2 separate regions of the Homo sapiens genome follow, and region 2 is linked to region 1. A link is a contact called in ENCODE Hi-C or POLR2A ChIA-PET data. All regions are on one chromosome and are shown on one strand. The core of a region is the stretch at or near the end of the contact, and the rest is flanking DNA. Distances in the headings are between cores, read along the strand shown. Region 1 overlaps DNM3 (dynamin 3). Region 2 overlaps DNM3 (dynamin 3).

Region 1 (4,168 bases), core at 429-2,928:
ATGATCAACAGATAGAATAAAACTTTTATAAGGCTATAAAATATGAAGTATTCTGAAAGCTTTTGGTACTAGTATGCTTAATGGAATACAATTAATAGAATGCTTCTTTAGAAAAACACATTTTGTGATTTTTTTTGTGAGCACATGTACACATATACATGTATGTTGGTAATGGAATATAGAATTCTGATGGCTATTTTTCTTCAAAATTCAAATCAACCATTAATATTTTGAAGTGATTCCTCGTCTATTTCGAGTTTGAGCTGAGTCTCATCATAAAACACTGTGAGAAAGGAAACAAACTGCATAGATTCCATTTGGCAAATCAGAGGCCTGTAGATCTGACTGTGGTTCAGCCGCTGGCGCCATCAGTTCGGCTCCAAATCAAAAGCTGTGGAAGGAGGTAATTAGCAGGGACTCTAGACCACTCAGTTGGCAACAGCAGGCTTCTTATAGCCACTGGGAAAGTGGGTGGGAAGGGGTTCAGAAATATTCTGTAAAACAACATTTCTCCTTCAGAATAGAAGATTGCAATTATAGGGCCATTTTCGTGGGGAAAAAGCCAACTTTAACGCTTGTTTTAACACATTTGTGAAGGTGTCAATATTTAAAGAGAAAGTTCAGCCACTACCAAGGGAAATAATTACAGCCTCTAGTTCAATAAGAAGACGAGAATAGAAGACAATACCTTCTAACCCACTCACAACAGTAAAAGGGTAACATAACCTGGGCAGAGCAACCACTCACAATTCTTGGCAAAATATGGTTGCAATTCCTCATCCCATTAATTCCAGCAGAAATTAAACCAATGAGAGGCATTTTTTGCCAACGCAATGAAAATATAATTATGTAAGTCACTTTCAGAGGATGAAGTCCTCTGAATCTTGCCTGGCCGGGCTGTTGATTTTTCAAACTTGAGTGCTCAATGGAAAGAAATTGGCTACATTCGAGCTGCTCAATTTGGCTGTAGACGTGATCATTTACAGATGAAGGCAAAGCAGCCCTGAAGTGAACAGAAGATGAGAAGACTGCGTTCCAAATTGACCAGCTGAAGGAAAGTTTATATTTTAAAAAAACAATTACTTGGTCAGTGACTCATGGGGAAAGAATTCTTAAGCTTTCTTCAGGGAAACCCCAGTAAATAACATGTAAAAATAAAATGGAGATGGTGTTATCTGTTTGGTTGAGCCGTTCAGTTCACATAATAAACCTTTTGGCAAAAAAAAGGACCATTCTGAACACGATTATTCTCTCCGGGAAATCCCCAAACAGTAAGAACTACTGTGGCTTCCTTAAAATTTTACAGAATATTTTGTATCTCAGACTTGCATGTGAAATAAAAACTTGGAAGAAATATGGGAAAAAATCTGCTTTTTGTTATAGGGTTGAGGATTTTTCAGCTGGCTGCTTCTATGATTCACACTGCACTCGACTCCTCTGAAACTCAAAACCACATATCATAAAAAGCAACATGGGCTCGAGTTAGTCTTCCTGCTTTGTCCCTAGGAGAACTGACTGCTCTAAGTATGCCCCACAAGACACACAAGAGAAATGAATGAAAAGTTATCGGCCTGCATCAATTTACTGGAATATGGTGTAAATCATATACTTTAAAGGACAGCTGGAATTTTACTTTTTTTTTTTAAAGTGGATTTCACTGACATAATCTATAACAGTTTCAGTTCCTCTCTTTTTAATTAGTAAAAGCTTTTGGAATTTTGTTGTTTTTAGTCTCTAAGAACATCGCAAGAAAAAAAGGTTGAGAAAATATGTTATAAATGATTAAAGAAAGCCCTGCTTGCTGGTGCTAGGAATAGTTAAAGCTTCTCTATTCCCCAACCCCCTGCCCAGAATGCTTTGTTAAAGCCACACGGTGTCTAATCAGCATGTCTTTAGATTATTTTATGTTAATTGAAATTATGGTTAGTCTTAGAGGTTAATGTATACATGCACATGTGGCTTCAAAGCCTTCCCAAATTACTGGCTTAGCTCCTTCGCCTTAGGGAGGCCTGATCTGTGATAAAACTGACCGCATTAAACCAAGTTTATTGCTATGGAGTTTAACATAATGGAGAAAATATATTTTGCAGGTTTCTTTAAGAATTCCCCATTCTAAAACGCTCTCTTAGGATCCCTCAAAAAAGGTAAGAAAAAAAGAGGAAATGTAAAAGGGAAGGACAAAGAAACTGACTCATATCAGAAACAATAGCTTTACAGATTACTAAGAAGCAATGGAGAAGGCAAAGAACAAGACTGTCATAGATTGTGACTTCTACAACATGTTTACTTTTTTTTCCCTTTAACTTTTATTTTAGGTTCAGGGGTACACATGCAAGTTTGTTACATAGGTAAGCTCATGTCATGGGGGTTTGGTGTACCAACAATAGGTATTTTTCTGATCCTTTCTCTCCTCCCACTCTCCACCCTCAAATAGGCCCCAGTGTCTGTTGTTTCTCTCCTTGGGTCACTTGTTCTCATTATTTGACTCTCACTTATAAATGAAAACATGTAATATTTGGTTTTCTGTTCCTGTGTTCATTTGCTAACGATAATGGTCTCTAGCTTCATCCATGTTGCTGCAAAGGACATAATCTTGTTCTTTTTAATGGCCGCAGAGTATTTTATGGTGTATATATACTACATTTTCTTTATCTAGTCTACCACTGATGAGCATTTAGGTTAATTCCATATCTTTGCTATCATGAATAGTGCTGCAAGGAACATATGCATGCATGTGTCCTTATGGTAGAACAATTTATATTCCTTTGGGCCTGTAACCAATAATGGAATTGCTGGGTCAAATTGTAATTCTGTTTTTATTCTTTGAGGAAACGCCACACTGCTTTCCACAATGGTTGAACTAATTTACATTCCCACCATCAGTGTATGAACATTCCCTTTTCTCTGCAACCTCGCCACCATCTGCTATTTTTTTATTTTTTTAATAGTAGCCATACTGACTGGTATGAGATGCTATCTCATTTTGGTTTTGATTTGAATTTCTCTTCTCTAATGATTAGTGATGTTGAACATTTTTTCATATGCTTATTGGCTGGATGTATCTTCTTTTGAGAAGTGTCTGTGTGTGTCCTTTGTGTACTTTTTAATGGGATTGTTTGGTTTTTGCTTGTAAATTTGTTTAAGAAGTTCCTTATAGACACTGGTTTGGTTTTATTGCAATTGCTTTTGGCGTCTTCGTCAGGAAATATTTGCAAATTCCTATGTCCAGAATGGTATCGCCTAAGTTATCTTCCAGGGTTTTTATACTTATAGATTTTACATTTAGGTCTTTAATCCATCTTGAGTTAATTTTCGTTTATGGTGAAAGAAGGGGCCCAATTTCAATCTTCTGCATATAGCTAGCCAGTTATCCTAGGTCCAGTTAGGGAATAGGGAGTCCTTTCCCCAATGCTTTTATCAGCTTTGTTGAAAATTAGATGGCTGAAGGTGTGCAGCATTATTTCTGGGCTCTCTATTCTGTTCCATTAGTCTATACGTCTGTTTTTGTACCAGTACAATGCCGTTTTGATGACTGTAGCCCTGCAGTATAGCTTGAAGTTGGGTAACATGATGCATCCAGCTTTATTCTTTTTGCTTAGGATGGCCTTGGCTATTCAGGATCATTTTTGGTTTATCTGAATTTTATACTAGATTTTTCCAATTCTGTGAAGAATACTACTGGTAGTTTAATAGGAATAGCATTGAGTCTACAAATTGCTTTAGGCAGTATGGCCATTTTAATGATATTGATTATTCCTATCCATAAGTATGGAATTTGCTTCCATTTTCTTGTGTCATCTCTGATTCCTTTTAGCAGTGTTTTGTAATTCTCATTGTAGAGATCTTTCACCTCCCTGGTTAGTTGTATTCCTAGGTATTTTATTCTTTTTGTGGCAGCTGTGAATGGGATTGATTTCCTGATTTGGCTCTTGGCTTGGATGTTGTTGGTGTGGGAATACTGATTTTTGTATGTTGATTTTGTATCCTGAAACTTTGCTGAAGTTGCTTATCAGCTCAAGGAGCTTTTGGGCAGAGACTATGGGGTTTACTAGGCATTGATGGCACATATTTCAATAATAAGAGCCATCTCTGACCAACCCACAGTCAACAACATACTGAATGGACAAAAGCTGGAAGCACTTCCCTGAAAACCAGCAGAAGACAAGAA
Region 2 (4,168 bases), core at 712-3,211, 230 kb after region 1:
GGAGAAGTGGACAGATTTGAAGAATATTTAGGAAGAGAAGTTAGTATGACAATGATAAATTGGATATGGAAGATGGGAGAGAAAGGGGTGTCGAAGATGACTCCCGAGGTCTACGTTTAAGAAACTAAACAGACTGTTGAGGCACATTCATGGACAGAGAGTAGGAGGACTATGTTTAGGGAGTGGAGGAGTCATAAGTTCAGTCTGGACATGTCAAGATGTGAACATGTGAAATAGATCATTGGCTGTAAAGATGTCTGGATCAGATGTGCAAATTTGTGAATTGTTGTTTGCAGGTGTAAATAAAACTGTGGGTGTGAAAAAAATGACTTAAAATGAGCATTTGGGTGAGAAGAGAAGAGGGCCCAGGACTGAGCGCTGAGGAAAGCCAACGTGCAATGTCTGGGAGGAGAGGATGGACCCATGAAGGAAACCGAGGCGGGGCTAGAAGAGAGAGAGAACAGAGAATACTACAAAAATGAATGAAAGAGAATGTCTCAATAAGGCGAAAGGATTGAAAGGTCAAACGTAAAGGTGAAAAGATTGAAAGGTCAAAGGTCAAATGCCACTGTAAGGTCAAACGTAAAATTTTTTTCACTGGTTTTAAGGTTACTGAAGAGAGAATATTAAAAATATTTAACAACTGGCCAGGTGTGGTGGCTCACACCTGTAATCCTAGCACTTTGGGAGACTGAGGCGGGCGGACCACCTGAAGTCAGGAGTTCGAGACCAGCCTCACCAATATGGATAAACCCCATCTCTACTAAAAATACAAAATTAACTGGGTGTGGTGGTGCATGCCTGTAATCCCAGCTACTCAGGAGGCTGAGGCAGAAGAATCGCTTGAACCCGGGAGGCGGAGGTTGTGGTGAGCCAAGATTGCTCCATTGTACTCCAGCCTGGGCAACAAGAGTGAAACTCTGTCTCAAAAAAAAAAAAAAAAATTAACAACTAGTATGACATCAGCCTGACCAATCCCCAAAGGTGATGGGGTCACAGTGCTAAAGCAGGGTACCAAAGGCTCCCTTCTGTGCCAGGCCTTTGTCTTTAATCTCTGGACAGAGGGGAGGATTGAGGGACTCAGAGAGGAGCTTCAGCATCTCTGATGAGAGATGGGCACTTGCAGGAGCAGCCAGCTGTGACTGGTTTGAAAGCATTAAATATGAGAAAAACCACTCTGGCTCTCCTGATGCCTGCTGGCTGGGAAACGTCACTAAGAGTTGTTGCTGTGGCTTGATGGAGATGGGGAGCTCGAGAGTGGAACGGGTGGGTGACAGAGGTGAAATTTTCCCATGTAAGTCTGATTTCATATGGTGAATCAATACTTTCTCAGCATCTTCCAGATGCAGAAAAAAAAAATCTTCCAAAATTGCAAAAGAAGAAAAAACAAAACAAAACAAGAATTGGCCAATGAAGAAAACATATCAAACAGAGAATCAGTTTTAAAAGACTTCCTGGAAATTTTGATCCCTAAAGGGAAGCAACAAGATGTGCTATCATTCAATCATTCAAATTAAAGCTATAGAGCAATTTGTCAATGTCAAGTAATGAGAATGGCTGACAAATTTTAAGGTTTTGGGTTCCTAAGACATTCTAGAAAAATTTATTTACCCTATCATACCTCTGAAAAAGAGTACCAATAGTATTACTAAGGAGATGCTCACACACTCAGGTATTAAATAAGTGTTAGTAGCCAATCCTTCATAGAGAACCCACTACCATAAATACTAATGTTCTAGGGAAAAATGCATGCATGTATCTAATGTGGAATCCTAGTTTTAAATCTCTTCCAATGTGAAGGAATCAAGGACCTTCCTTCCTCACCTTTGATTGTTCTGTGGATTTTGGCAGTGCAGGATGTGAGGATATAGACACCATTAAGCACATAGCTGTGGGTAACTGGGGCTTTCACCTTGTGCAAACCACAAACATACTTTCCTGTCAGTTTGGTTAGCCCTGTGCACTTTAGTCTTGAGGTCCCGAGGAGTGGCTTACCAACTCCCCTGTTCAGTGCCACAATCTCTTATGTATGACCCAGTTGTCTTTCTTCTTACCAAGCAAGAGAACACACTTCACAACTTCTAACTTGCCCTTATGTATCACTACCTTTTTCAGTGCTTCTAAGGATTTACCTGCTAGTAATTACTAGGGGTCAAAATAAAAGAGCTCATTCCTAAAAACAACCTCTTTCTCCTCTCTCCACTTCCAATACAATTCAGCTTTCAGAGAAAGATTAAAGATGATACTTGTGGGACCCTGATTCACTATTAGTCCATTTTCACACTGCTGATAAAAACATACCTAAGACTAGGACGAAAAAGAGGTTTAAATGGACTTACAGTTCCACATGGCTGGGAAGGCCTCAGAATCATGGTGGGAGATGAAAGGCACTTCTTACACGGTGGCTGCGAGAAAAAAATGAGGAAGAAGCAAAAGCAGAAACCCCTGATAAACCCATCAGATTTTGAGAGACTTACTCACTATCATGAGAATAGGACGGGAAAGACTGGCCCCAATGATTCAATTACCTCCCCCTGGGTCCCTCCCACCACACGTGGGAATTCTGAGAGATACAATTCAGGGTGAGATTTGCATGGAGACACAGTCAAACCATATCAGTCACAAAGACTAAATATAAGAGCCATGCACATTTTAAAAAAAAATGCCGCCATTCTGGTATTCTAAAATAGAGAGAAGGCTTAGGCCTCAGTGAAGACTTTTTTTTTTTTTTGAGATGGAGTTTTGCTCTTGTTGCCCAGGCTGGAGTGCAATGGCATGATCTCAGCTCACCACAACCTCTGCCTCCTAGGTTCAAGCAATTCTCCTGTCTCAGCCTCCCAAGTAGCTGGGATTACAAGCATGCACCACCATGCCTGGCTAATTTTGTATTTTTAGTAGAGACAGGGTTTCTCCATGTTGGTTAGGCTGGTCTCAAACTCCCAACCTCAGGTGATCCGCCCACCTCAGCCTCCCAAAGTGATGGGAATACAAGCGGGAACCACCACGTCCGGCCCAGTGAAGACTTTTAAGTAACTGATGGGGTTGAGGCAGGGTTTCTCAAAGTACGTTCTAAGAAATGCTATTTAAGAGAGACATTCCATGAAAAAAGTTTTCATGACTAAAAAAGTTATGAAATTCCTGCAATACCATACGGTCTTCTCTCACGTACACAATGCACATTCTTCTATTAAAAATGCTGAGAAGTATCAAGATAAACACACCTTTTAACTTTGCTTACCAACTCCAAGTTTGACCACAAAGCCCTATTTTAATATCCCAAAGTGTTCCAGATGTACTTCCAAAAACAGTTGGTTCATAGAGCTGAGGTGGCTACCCTTGAGAATACAGGGTCCTCAGCTATGGGAGAAAGAAGGGAATCTCCATTGGAGCTTTGCTTCTCCTCTGCCTTTCCCTGTTCCCCCTCCCCAACACCACCTGTCCACTCCATGCTGGACTGGCTTTGGATTCGCACCAAATGTGGAATGTGAGAAAAGAATACTGGATAGGGACTGTCTCAGAAAACAACCAGGTCTACAGCAGTGCAAGGAAATAGGGGGATGATGAGTGCAGAAGTCAGTGAACAAGGGAAGCAAAGAGCAGGCATGTGAGAACCTCCTGTGGGGTCTCTTTAGAATGATCATATGTGTGTGAAAAAGACACATCCATCCAGACAGAATGCCATCCACAGGCAGCACAATACAAGAACAAGATAATGACACAAATTGAAAAAGGGGAAGATGCATGTAGGTATGCTTCTTCCTACAGCTTCTGATATACACAATCCAACAAGAAAGAACTGATATTTCATTAATATTATCAGAACACTATTTACATAGCAAGTGCTACCTTTTTAGAGCCAAAGATAAGCTGAGTCTAAATATTAGCCAGAGATAGAAGATCCATCCATCCATCCATCCGTTGAATAGATGGTTATTGAATACTTACTACGTTAATTGAGTACCTATTTTTTTTTTATTCTAGGCACTAGAACCTATATTCTCCAGTTGGGGTAGAGTTGTGGTTAGAGTTCAGCAATAGACAATAACCATATAATTATATATCTGGAGATGATAAATACTGTGAAAAAACGAAGCAATCTAAGTGAGATAATGCATGCTCTTGGTTTATGTTGGAGAGAAAATGATGTTTTTCACTTAATCAGGAAAGG

Evidence for each region. Hi-C counts contacts between places; a loop is a spot of excess contacts on that map. ChIA-PET counts read pairs that join two places held with the same protein, here RNA polymerase II (POLR2A). Pooled maps may share reads with other maps.
Region 2: a loop to region 1 is called in a pooled map, with 3 times the contacts of the local background. The contact joins two enhancer-like sites. A Hi-C loop is called at or near these places in 1 of 168 maps with a recorded cell type or tissue (endothelial cell of umbilical vein) and 8 of 50 pooled maps. POLR2A ChIA-PET finds 5 or more read pairs at or near these places in 3 of 52 experiments (A673, H1 and Panc1).

What each region holds. Positions count from the first base shown.
Region 1 is chr1:172,340,866-172,345,033 of GRCh38, reverse strand. The region is part of intron 17 of DNM3 (dynamin 3); the gene reads right to left. Among named protein-coding and RNA genes, the nearest start is that of C1orf105, 78 kb to the left of the region's middle. RefSeq lists an enhancer at 2,261-2,370. Within about 2 kb of position 1,678, at least 13 of the 41 ENCODE cell types and tissues checked have a DNase peak (open chromatin) inside an H3K27ac peak, as active enhancers do.
Region 2 is chr1:172,115,769-172,119,936 of GRCh38, reverse strand. All of the region lies in intron 13 of DNM3 (dynamin 3), which reads right to left. Among named protein-coding and RNA genes, the nearest start is that of MIR3120, 21 kb to the left of the region's middle. Within about 2 kb of position 1,961, at least 2 of the 41 ENCODE cell types and tissues checked have a DNase peak (open chromatin) inside an H3K27ac peak, as active enhancers do.